Linked DNA regions of Homo sapiens: region 1 is linked to region 2. The links are chromatin contacts, found by Hi-C in ENCODE. All regions are on one chromosome and are shown on one strand. The core of a region is the stretch at or near the end of the contact, and the rest is flanking DNA. Distances in the headings are between cores, read along the strand shown.

The links. A loop is a pair of places that touch in the nucleus more often than their neighbours do. Pooled maps may share reads with other maps.
Region 1: a map of endothelial cell of umbilical vein shows a loop between it and region 2 (6-fold over the local background). The contact joins two enhancer-like sites. A Hi-C loop is called at or near these places in 2 of 168 maps with a recorded cell type or tissue (MCF 10A and endothelial cell of umbilical vein), 1 of 37 single-sample maps with no recorded cell type and 2 of 50 pooled maps.

Annotation. Positions count from the first base shown.
Region 1 is chr16:82,993,458-82,998,792 of GRCh38, forward strand. The region is part of intron 2 of CDH13 (cadherin 13); the gene reads left to right. Among named protein-coding and RNA genes, the nearest start is that of MIR8058, 310 kb to the left of the region's middle. Within about 2 kb of position 2,885, at least 5 of the 41 ENCODE cell types and tissues checked have a DNase peak (open chromatin) inside an H3K27ac peak, as active enhancers do; they include endothelial cell of umbilical vein, where a contact is called at or near this core.
Region 2 is chr16:82,943,895-82,949,389 of GRCh38, forward strand. The region is part of intron 2 of CDH13 (cadherin 13); the gene reads left to right. Among named protein-coding and RNA genes, the nearest start is that of MIR8058, 260 kb to the left of the region's middle. Within about 2 kb of position 2,022, at least 2 of the 41 ENCODE cell types and tissues checked have a DNase peak (open chromatin) inside an H3K27ac peak, as active enhancers do; they include endothelial cell of umbilical vein, where a contact is called at or near this core.

The sequences.
Region 1 (5,335 bases), core at 1,635-4,134, 50 kb after region 2:
CTCCGTGAGGACTCTAGGAACTGATCTTTGACTTCCTCGCCAGCCTCTTTGCCAAGCCCAAATTCATCATCATTGTGAAGTAGCATTGGGCCATGTTTAAGAAGTTTTCTATAAGAATTTATTTTGGATTAATAGCAAATAATTGCAGCTGAGTCAGCATTAAAGACATGTTATATCAGACTGTGTCTGCTAGTTCAGAGGATGCTGCTTCTCGGATGGGACTTAGCTGAACACGTGTTACACCTCTGGGGAAGTGTCTACAGCATTGTACCAAAAAACACAGAAAACAGGCCACTGAAACAAACACCAGCAGACATAGCATTGGCAGGATCTAACAAGCAGGTTTTCCTGAAACGTCATTTTGACAGGGTTATAGTCAGGTGGAATCTCTTAACTGCAGTGGTCACCTGGTGCTTCGTTCTTTGGTGCACAGAGAGGGGGCTGCAGAGGATTAACATGGAAGAAGCAAGCACTCCCCCTCCGTTGTTACCCCTCCCTGCAAGATCCTGAAGCCCTGATTCTTTCCCCATCATTATATCCCTTTTCAGGAACGGAAATGTCTTCTGCAGAGCCAGCCCATTCCCTCTGGTGCTGGTCTCAGGGGAAGTACAGCATCTGGCTCCCACCCTCCATCTAATTACCCATCTGTTTGTGGGGAGGGAAGGGATGTTCTATTCCCCTTCTCTTCCCAAACATTTTAATGTGCTGATGCATGAAGACGACAGCAGCTGCACCTCAGAACCCATCCTTTGTGCATCACACTCACTGGCTTAGCTTTTCTGTTCAGTTCTTGGATGGGCCTCTTTATAGCTAGAGACCCACGTCTCTAACTCCTCCTCATCCTGACTTAGTACAACCCTGGCCCTTGCATTAGACTGCTCCAGATTCCATGTTGCTCTCTGATTCAGCATCATCAAGCCTCAGCGGGGTGCCTGAGACCCCCTACCTTTAGGGAGGGGCAGGGATTTCCCTGCTCTGCTCTTGGCCTAGGGCTTCTATCAGCTCCAGCAAAGAGACCATGGAGAGCGTAGCCTTTCATCGTAATCTCCCAACCTTTACTCAGCTAATGGCCCCTTTGGTTATTTCTCTCTCACTCTGGAAGCCATGTTTAGAAAGAGCTGATATACTGAACAAATTGCACTTAATAAATATTCACTTATTTTCCCTCTTTTTAAAAATTAATCAAGTTCTTTGTAAGGAAGAAAAACGTATTAGTCTTTGACAAATGAAACTACCAATCTCCATTGATACCTACGTTGATAGTATTCAAGCCCCAAACAAACACTTCTTAGCTGGCTCAGATGATCTGGTTAAGGGGAACTTTGTCAGTTTAGTTCAGCTTTGTGAAATACTGAAGGATTTCAGACCACTATTAATACCTGAGTAAAGTGGTTAAGAGAATAACTTTGGACATAGAGACAGATGGGTTTCATTTGGCCACATACTAGCTACATGACCTCGGGCAAGTTTCTGAACTTGATGCGGCTCCATTTCTTCATGGGTAAAATTGGGGTAATTATACTATTGATCCTGTAGGATTATCCTGAAGATAGAATGCATAATGTTTACAAAGCACTTGGTACAAAGAGGCATAAAGCAAGAAGTGAGTAAATGTTAACTGCTGCTATCTTTATTCCCGTCATTTTAATCATCACTATCAATTATCATCACAACCCAAGTGGCTCAGGGATGGAGAGACCCCAACTAGGACCCTCTCTCCATTCTAGGGGAAACATTTATTCAACTCAACTGTGGCCAGAACTCATAGTGAATCTCGCTATAGTCATCCTCCGTTTTGCAACAGCAGATTTTGCTGGGCTCGTGGTCACTCAGCTAAAGACTACTTTCTCCAGCCACCTTGCATCTAGGTATGACCATGGAACTGGGTGATGGCCACTAAGACATGAGTGAGCGTGATGTTAGCACATTAATCCATGCCTTTGAAAGGCAAGAAGTCTATTTTCCCTTCCTGTTTTTCCCTTCTTCAGCTGAAACGCAAACGTGGTGGTGAATCATCTTGAATTAAGCTGAAAAGGGTAACATGGAAGAGATGGCATGGCAACAGGATGCATCCCCAATACCATCAAGCCACCATTCCAATTCTGGACTGCCAACCTAGACTCTTAAATAAGGGAGAAAAAAAGTCCTTTTTGCTTTAAACTACTGAATCTGATATCACCTATTATAACACCATGGTGTATCGTAAAAACACACCAAACAACTATTTTCAAAATAGATGTGATACTTCTCCCCAGTTATACAACTTCTGGAAGCAGGAAGCCACTGCATTCCCCCACCCAGCTTGTCATGGTTTACTTCTGATTGGATATAACTAGATGATAACAGGGATCACGCTGCATCCATTGAGGAGAAAGATGATTCAACCCTCTCGCGGGCTGCTGGGGAATCGATATCGTTTAATTATGAGAAAGTAAACTGTGTTTACATTTTACACAGTGGCAAGAGGAAGGTCAAATCACAATCCTCATACCCTTTATCAAAACCATGCATCGCTGTTTGTCAAGTGAGATTCAAAATGGGATGAACTTGGAGAGTTGCCATCTTCCTGTTTTCTCCCTTGTTTGTTCATATGGCTGTGCTTTACAAGATTAAAAGGCTTACCGGGCAAAAGCATAGCAGAAGGAAGTAAAACCTTCGGGCAGATGAAATAATTCTTCCATTTTAGGAAAAAAAGGCAATTAGTTATTTGAGGTTTTCTGGGTGGGGCAGTGAGTAGAAGGTCATTATGTTCCTTTCCTGTTGTATATCGAAAATCAGTTGAGAAGTAATGAAAATGGTAAGAAAAAGAAAAAAAAAGAGTAAACCCTCTTCCTCTCCCAGTGGCCTCTACCCCATGACTCATCAGCTTCCTGAACTGGAACAACACTGAGCTTTATGACTACAGAAATGTCAGCTCTGAGCACAGTGCATACTTCTTTGTGTGAAGATCTTAGGCGGTTGTGCAAAAGCCAGCCCAGGACCCAGCATGGTCCTGCTTTATCTCTCTGCCGGGCTAGTCTCCATGTTCATTAGAAATGTGTGATTTCTTGACAAGCACTCTTTGGATTTGCTGCAGAGTCAGGTGATACATTGAAATCAGCAAAAACATTAATGATAGCAACAACAAAAACGACCTTGTTTAAGTTTTACGCCTTATAAGGGGGCAATGTTAGCCTTGTAATAAAAATGAGGTAACTGCAACTTGGAAATATTAGGAAATTTATTTAGGATATCTTAGAAAATCATAATGAGAGTGATGATGATGATGATGGTAGTGATGATGATTATGGTAATGATAACTATAGTGATGGTGATGACGATGGTGATGGTGGGGGTAATGGTGATGGTGATGGTGGTGATGATGATAGTGATGGTGATGGTGGTGATAGTAATGATTACGGTGGTGGTGATGATGATTCTAGTGATGGTGATGCTGATGGCGGTGATGGTGATGTTGATTATTATGGTAATGATAATTACGATGGTGTTGTTGATGATGGTGGTGGTGGTGGTAATGATGATGGTGATGGTGGTGATGATGATGATAGTGATGGTGATGGTGATGATGGTGATGGTGGTGATGATGATGATGATGATAGTGATGGTGATGGTGGTGATGGTAATGACGGTGGTGATGATGGTGATGGTAGTGGTGGTGATGCTGATGGTGGTGATGGTGGTGATGATGGTGATGATGGTGATGATAGTGATGGTGATGATGGTGGTGATGTTGATGGTAGTGATGATGATAATGATGGTAATGGGTGGTAAAGATGATAATGCCTTACTCTAGGCTAGATATTGTGCTAAATATTTCACTGACAAGCAAATGTGTAAACTCACAGTGCTCAGTATTGTGATTGACCCTAATACGTTTTCACTAATTGTTGGCTTCAGGGCTAGGACTAGAGTGAGGTGAATGAGGTACTCTCTTTGGGTCCAAATTTAAAGGGATACGAAAAATCTCAGTAATTAAAGTAAATAATATTTAATGCAATATTTTATAAAAATAAAAATTAGTGCAAAAATCCATGGTAAACAAAATGTCAACATTTTAAATAAAGGTTCTGTACATGCACAATATATTCTATTTACCTTCCCCTAATCCCACCCAGTTGTCTCAGCTAATGGCAATCTTATTTTATACTTGATGAAACAAGCCTGAGCCCAGGTTGTTCTTATCCCTGTTCTATAGGTGAAAATACTGGGCACAAGAGATTTTTCCACAATCACATAGCTAATATATGGAAAAGCTGGGATTTGAGCTCAGCTATATCTAACATAGAAGTTCAGCAGTCTATCTGGCTTCTAAGGTAAGTTTCTGTCACAACATTAAATATTCAGTATCATTTTCTGGGCTATTTTTAAATGGTAGGGAGTCAAAGAGATTAACTACCAGTTGCAGCTCTTATCAGGCCAACAATATCAGCTAAGGTGAATCTGATACTAGTAGAACTCTAAGAATGTGCATTTATTAAGTCACTCATATAAATAATATATTTAACCTACTTAGAAACTCTGTATAGAAGATATCAGTGTTGTATTTCATAAATAGAGAAAGAGAATCTCAGAGTTGAGCACTCACAGTCATGGTCAATTCATGGCAGAGTTGGTGACCAGCTCAAATTTTCTAGGTTGACATAATCCTGTCCTTTCTATGGCTTCAAAGCCATCCACGTTTGTCTCTTGATCCTGGAACTTTTTATATTTCGTCATACAGACCTTCCTAAGATCCTCACTTTGCTTGTATCATTTTCCCTAGAATAACTATTTTCTAAAACGCATTAATGCATTGATTTTAATAACATCTTGTGTCTTATGTAATTTTAAAAATCAGCATATATTGACTGAAGACATTTTGACAAAAGAGAAAGAAAGAACATAGCAAAAAAGCATTTCCAACTTTCATAAATAAGCAAGAGTATCACTTTCGTGAAGTTCTTTTCTATTTTGTTTTGTCCTGTTTTTTTATAGTGACATGTAACTTTTTCTTTTTCTGGACAGCCTGTCCTCTTGGTGATAATAAAGCATGATGATAAAACAAATGAGATCTCACTACTAGACTTTTCTGTCCAGGAAATACTCTTGACTTCATCTGTCCTCACCTCTGCTTGGACCTTGTTTCATCCAATACCTCATGCCACTCTCAGCTTTCCAATTTAGATCCTTCTCTTGGGTCATTCTCCTCTGCTATGAATTAGCAGACATTGATCTTGTCCTCTGACAAGTAGTTATCAGCAGTTATTCATAAATGGATTTAGTATGTTCCATATCCTTAGAATAACATATACATATAAGCAAAAATTAAATATAATCTTAGGGGTTTCACAGGCTC
Region 2 (5,495 bases), core at 772-3,271:
TTTACAATTAGCAGCTTCAGCTGACTCTGCAACCTGTTGAGAAAGAGGGCCCAGGCAATGTTGTCCTTGGCATCTTATTCAGGTCTGGCTTCCACTGCAGTGAATGCACTCAGATAGCCCTTTATCAGCTGAGTCCCCTTGAGATTAAGTATTTAATGTCTCTTGATCTCCAGCCTTAGGAAATAACCCAATTCATTACTCAGCCATTATGTAATTCATTACTGTCATTAGAGATCAGGAGAATCGTCTTAGGAGAACTGAGAATACAAGGCAAACCACACCTTTCTTTGTCCAGCATGATTAACGGACTGTGGAAGGGCCCTAATTTGGAGTTCCATTCATGGGATTTGGTTTTATGACATCCTCCAGTCCCAGGCTTCTGGTATGACTTGCAGAGGCATTGGTTAACCTGGTGGAAAATGGATTACTACTCAACGTGTTTACCGATACTGTGTGTCTGTAGTGGGCTTTGGTGGACTCCTTTATGGGATTGTTGATCTCTCAACAGAACAGAGAAGTTGGTCAGGAAGGTTATTAAGGGAGAATGCATAAGGGAGCTGCTTTTTCTAGACTGGAGTGAGGGTCATGGATTGCTTCCCAGGGAACATTTGGCAATGTCTGGAGATAATTTTTTGTTGTGACAGTGTGGACCAGGAGTGGGAGGAGAACATGACTAGCATCTAGTGGGTGAAGGCCAGGGGTGGTGTTAACATCCTACAATATACAGGACTGCCTATCATAGCAGAATTATCTGGCCCAAAATTTCAGCAGTACCACTGTTGAGAAACCCTGGGTACCTGCCCATTACTGCTCCCTTCTAAAACAACACATATTTCTTCATAGGCCCTTGTGAATTTATTTGTTTTATTTGATGAGAGAGAGAAAGAGAGAGAGAGAGACAGACAGAGACTGATACATTTGTACCTATCTATCTATTTACAACTTCTCCATTCCCTACTTCATTTCACAAGGTATTAGGTAAAGCAGGTATATAAATAACACTCAATAAAGTAGTTAAGAGAAATTTTAAAAAAATACACAGGGGGAAATACAAATTAAAGTAGGCAGTAGCAACTGTAGAAAATATATTATACTGGTAATCTGACAGTCTGACTTATAATTGCTGTCATTTTCTTTGAGCTTCCTGAGAGCCAAAACAAAAATAGAAACAGTCATTATACTTTTTGTTATCCATGAGGAGAAAACAGTGTAGAGAAAGCTTTTAATAACACAAAGACATTTCTCAAGTAGAACTTAATGTAAATAAGTGTTGGCAAAGGACAAGATAGTAAATATTTTCAACTTTGTGGGCCATGAAGTTTCTGTGGCAGTCACTCAACTGTGCCCGTGTAGTCCCCAAAGTGTCCACAGACAATATGGAAACAAATGGGTGTGACTGTGTTCTAATAAAACTTAATACAAAAAAACAAAGGGTCAGATTTGGCTCTTGGACCATAGTTGGTCAAGCCTCAGTGTAGGTCTTCAGAAACACTCCTGGATCAAGTACGAAATGGATATTAAGATGATGTTTCCTAGGCCACTGACTGAAACCGAGAGCTTTCCCTTACAGGGTGCTAAACGACTTTCTGCACCATCGGTAGTTTCTACGAGGATGGAAGAACAATAACAATAATAACAAAATATCTTCTTAGGGCATTTACTGTGGTGCATATCAAGGATTTTGTGTTTTTTTTCTTCGCGGTTGTTTAGTTTTGCTTTGGGTGACACCCCTTCTCATTTGCTGTGAAGATACCGCAGGATGATAAACTCCCTCTTCTATACTAAGTCCCATCTGCAAGGAAAGGAAACTTCACTCTGCTCCTTCCATCTTGCTGAATATTTAAAGGGTATTGACACAAGGCGTTTTGATAGGCCAAAAGTATTATTATCCTAAAAAATATTTCCTGTGATTTAGGCACATGGAGAGGCACCGTGTTAGAGAGTCAAGATAAAATACCTACCTAAAGACTCTTCCTCTGAGTCATTTCCTAGGGACACTCTCAGTTCCTTTGGTGGCCACAGTTTGGCTGTCATTTCCTCTGTGAATTCTTCTACGACTCTTTGGAGGAAGGATGTGGTCTTCACCTTTGTCCTTCCGTATGTTTTGTAATTCTGAATTTTATAGCACTTCTCCTGGCGTCTTATAACTTTATATTTCTCTTTCCCCTGATCAACTGAGCTTCTTGAGGGGACAGTATAAGTCTTTCTGATCTTTTGCCCTCCCCTGTGTCTTTTGCAACATGTAGAACATACTAGATTTCCATAACTATTTGTTGATTAAATTAATGACTAGATGGATGGATGGATGGATGGATACATGGATGAATGGAGGGAGGGAGGGAGGAAGAGAGGGATGGATAAATGGATGTGGGAGGGAAGGGTGGAAGGATGGAATAATGGAAAGAAGAACATCAGCAGCTTCTCAAAAATGTAAGTTCTAACATAAGTAGTAATATTACTTATGAAATATTTTATTGATAGTCAAGCACCCTGATTAAACTTGTCCTATTTCATCATATAAAATTAAGCTTAATCTTCATTTAGGCCAGGTGTGGTGGCTGATGCCTGTAATCCCAGCACTTTGTGAGGCCAAGGCAGGCAGATCACTTGAGGCCAGGGAGTTCAAGACCAGCCTGGCCAAGATGGCAAAACCTCATCTCTACTAAAAGTACAAAAATTAGCCTGGCGTGGTGGCCTGTGCCTGTAATCCCAGCTGCTTAGGAGGCTGAGGCGTGAAAATTGCTTGAAACCAGGAGGTGGAGGTTGCAGTGAGCCAAGATCACACCACTGCACTCCAGCGTGGGTGACAGAATGAAACTCTGTCTCAAAAAAAAGAAAGAAAAAACATACTCATTCAGTAACAAAACAAAATCTCAAGGCAACATATCTGATTTATGGTTCACTAACATAAATACATATGCCTAGAAATTCACTGAACGTCAAAATGATTTATACATACAATCACTAGAGTGAAGTTGAAAGTGTTTTAAGCAGAATCTGCATTTAAAATGCATATATATTTATTAGAAAGGATGCCATAACAGATTGGATACATACAATCAAATTGTTGCTAATAACACTAGGCCAAAGTCTTTATAAGTGCGCACGCCTGTGTGTGTGTGTGTGTGTGTGTGTGTGTGTGTGTGTGTGTGTGATGTTGTAAGAAAGTTTAAGGCTATCTCCCTTCCTTATTCCTCTCTCTGATTACTGTCAATGCTAGCTAGTTGATGTCAGTAATGACAAGTTTGTATTTTAATTTTTAAGCTTGAGTGATCCATCACACCTCAACCAGAGTAGGTGGTTATTCCTACTACCTGCTTGGATGTCAAATGCATCAGTTGGCAATTTGTATTTCTTCAGCTTTCTCTCCCTCCTATTTTCTGTGTTTATTCTGTCTATCTACTTATTTCTTACACAAGAGTGACCAAGAGTGTGTACCCAGGAGGTGACGGTCAAGAGTATAACGTTTCAGAATTAAAAAATATTATAGTTGCAAACTGGATATTTTGGATAATACTGGAAAAACGGAAATATTAGATCATGAAATCAGATATTATCCATACTTCTGTGTTAACTACGATAATTATCTTAATTTGATGTTTCGGTTTTTCCATTTGCTTATTGTATGTAATTTTGACACATCTGCCTTAATTAATAAGAATGGTACAAAATTAAGTAAATTTTACAAAAAGACATTTTAAAAGAACTCTTTATTCAAGGAGGAAACTTAACAAATTTAATTTTCTTTGATATAAAATATCAAAAGCCATAACTAGATATTTTATTCAAATATTAAGCTTGCAAGTTTGGGAGTAGGGGTGGGAATCCCACTACAGTCAAATTATTTTGATGTTACTTTCCAGGCTTAGAGTTTATCTTCCATATTTCCAATGAGAATCAGTTCCTCAAGTGGAATTTTATGATAAACTGCTGAAAGTAGTATTTAAAATGGAAACCCTGACAAGAATGAGTGTCACAGGGAGTAATGAATTCATGATGGAACTAGTTGGGAGTGTGTGACATTTTAAGTGCCTCATCACTCTGAATTCACTGGGCATTTATTGTAATAGAAAGGACCATATTGAATTCATTTGGCATTCATGTGGACTTCACATGTATTTATGGAGATGTAACATGGTAATTTAATATTTATTCTACTAAGCATTCTTTAATGGACATTGAAAGATATTGTCATACAATGCTTAGTAAAGCCGGTAACTCTAACGTTATTCTTCTATCAAAACAAAGAAATGAAACACCATTTTGATTCCCAAAGCACCCGAGTAAGTTATTTGGATAAGCCAACATTATGTATTTACTCCCCCAAATCTGCTTTCTAAATTTTTAAGCCACAAGGTTGACTCTAGGACCAAGACAATAAAGCAGAAGTTCAGTTTAGGATTCTTTATATTCTAAAATTGTCTGCAAATACATTAATCTCAGTCTAAAAATATTAGGGGAAGATTTTCTTGGAACATCAGCAGTAAATTTAACACATGGCATGCCTTCAATAGATTTCTCTTCTTCCCCCTTTAGAGTTCAGTTTGCTGTCTTCATCACAGTCCCAAAAAATACATTTGTGTTTCTTCCTTGAAGAAGAATTATTTTTAGAACAAACACATCATTATTTGGGAACAATCAAAAGATCAAAGGCATAAGAATCTTTGCTGGAAAGTGAAGGAAGAGTTCTTCAACCAACCAAAATGACAATCTTTTATTTTTATTCTAAGAACAGAGTTGTTCCAGGACACAGCCTAATGCAAACTCTGCTACTAGTCACTTTCAAAATGTTGTCTAGAATGCCTTGTTTTTAAATTTTCTCTCAGTTGCCTTCTTTACACCACTCAAAAGCAGAACCTTTATTACAAACACACCAAAAGGTACCATATAACTAATCTTCCTGGTTTGAATGTAACCAATGTTCAAATATGATTGTAGAGTATTAATTATTTTGACATCAATTTACTGAACACATTTTAATGAGGACCAGAAGGAAAGACAAAGTTTACTTACTTTCGTGATATATATCTGGTCCAGACCTTGTAAGTAATAGCACTTTCAAACTTACTATAGAAAATTCAGTGACTGTAAACATCTTTCAACTCTACATTGTGAGAGAGTTTTCAAATCTTTGGCAAATTACCCTGTGTAAACCTCCTTATGACCCAAAGAGATATTTTGAATGAGGGGATGTATTAGTTTCTTAGGGCTGACATGAAAAAGTACTGGGTGACTTAAAACAGAAACTACTTGTCTCATAGCTCTGGAAGCTAGAAGTCTGAAATCAAAGTGCTGTCAAGGGCCACACTACTTTCAGAGTGTCTAGGGGAGGATTCGGCCTCACCTTTTTTAGGTTCTGGCAGCCCCAGGTGTTCCTTGGCTTGTAGCTGAATCACTGCAATCTCTGCTTTGTTCCTCACACAGTGTTCTCCCTGCGTCTCTGTCTTCACATGGCATTTTCTTATATGGACCCCACGCATACTGGAATAGGTCCA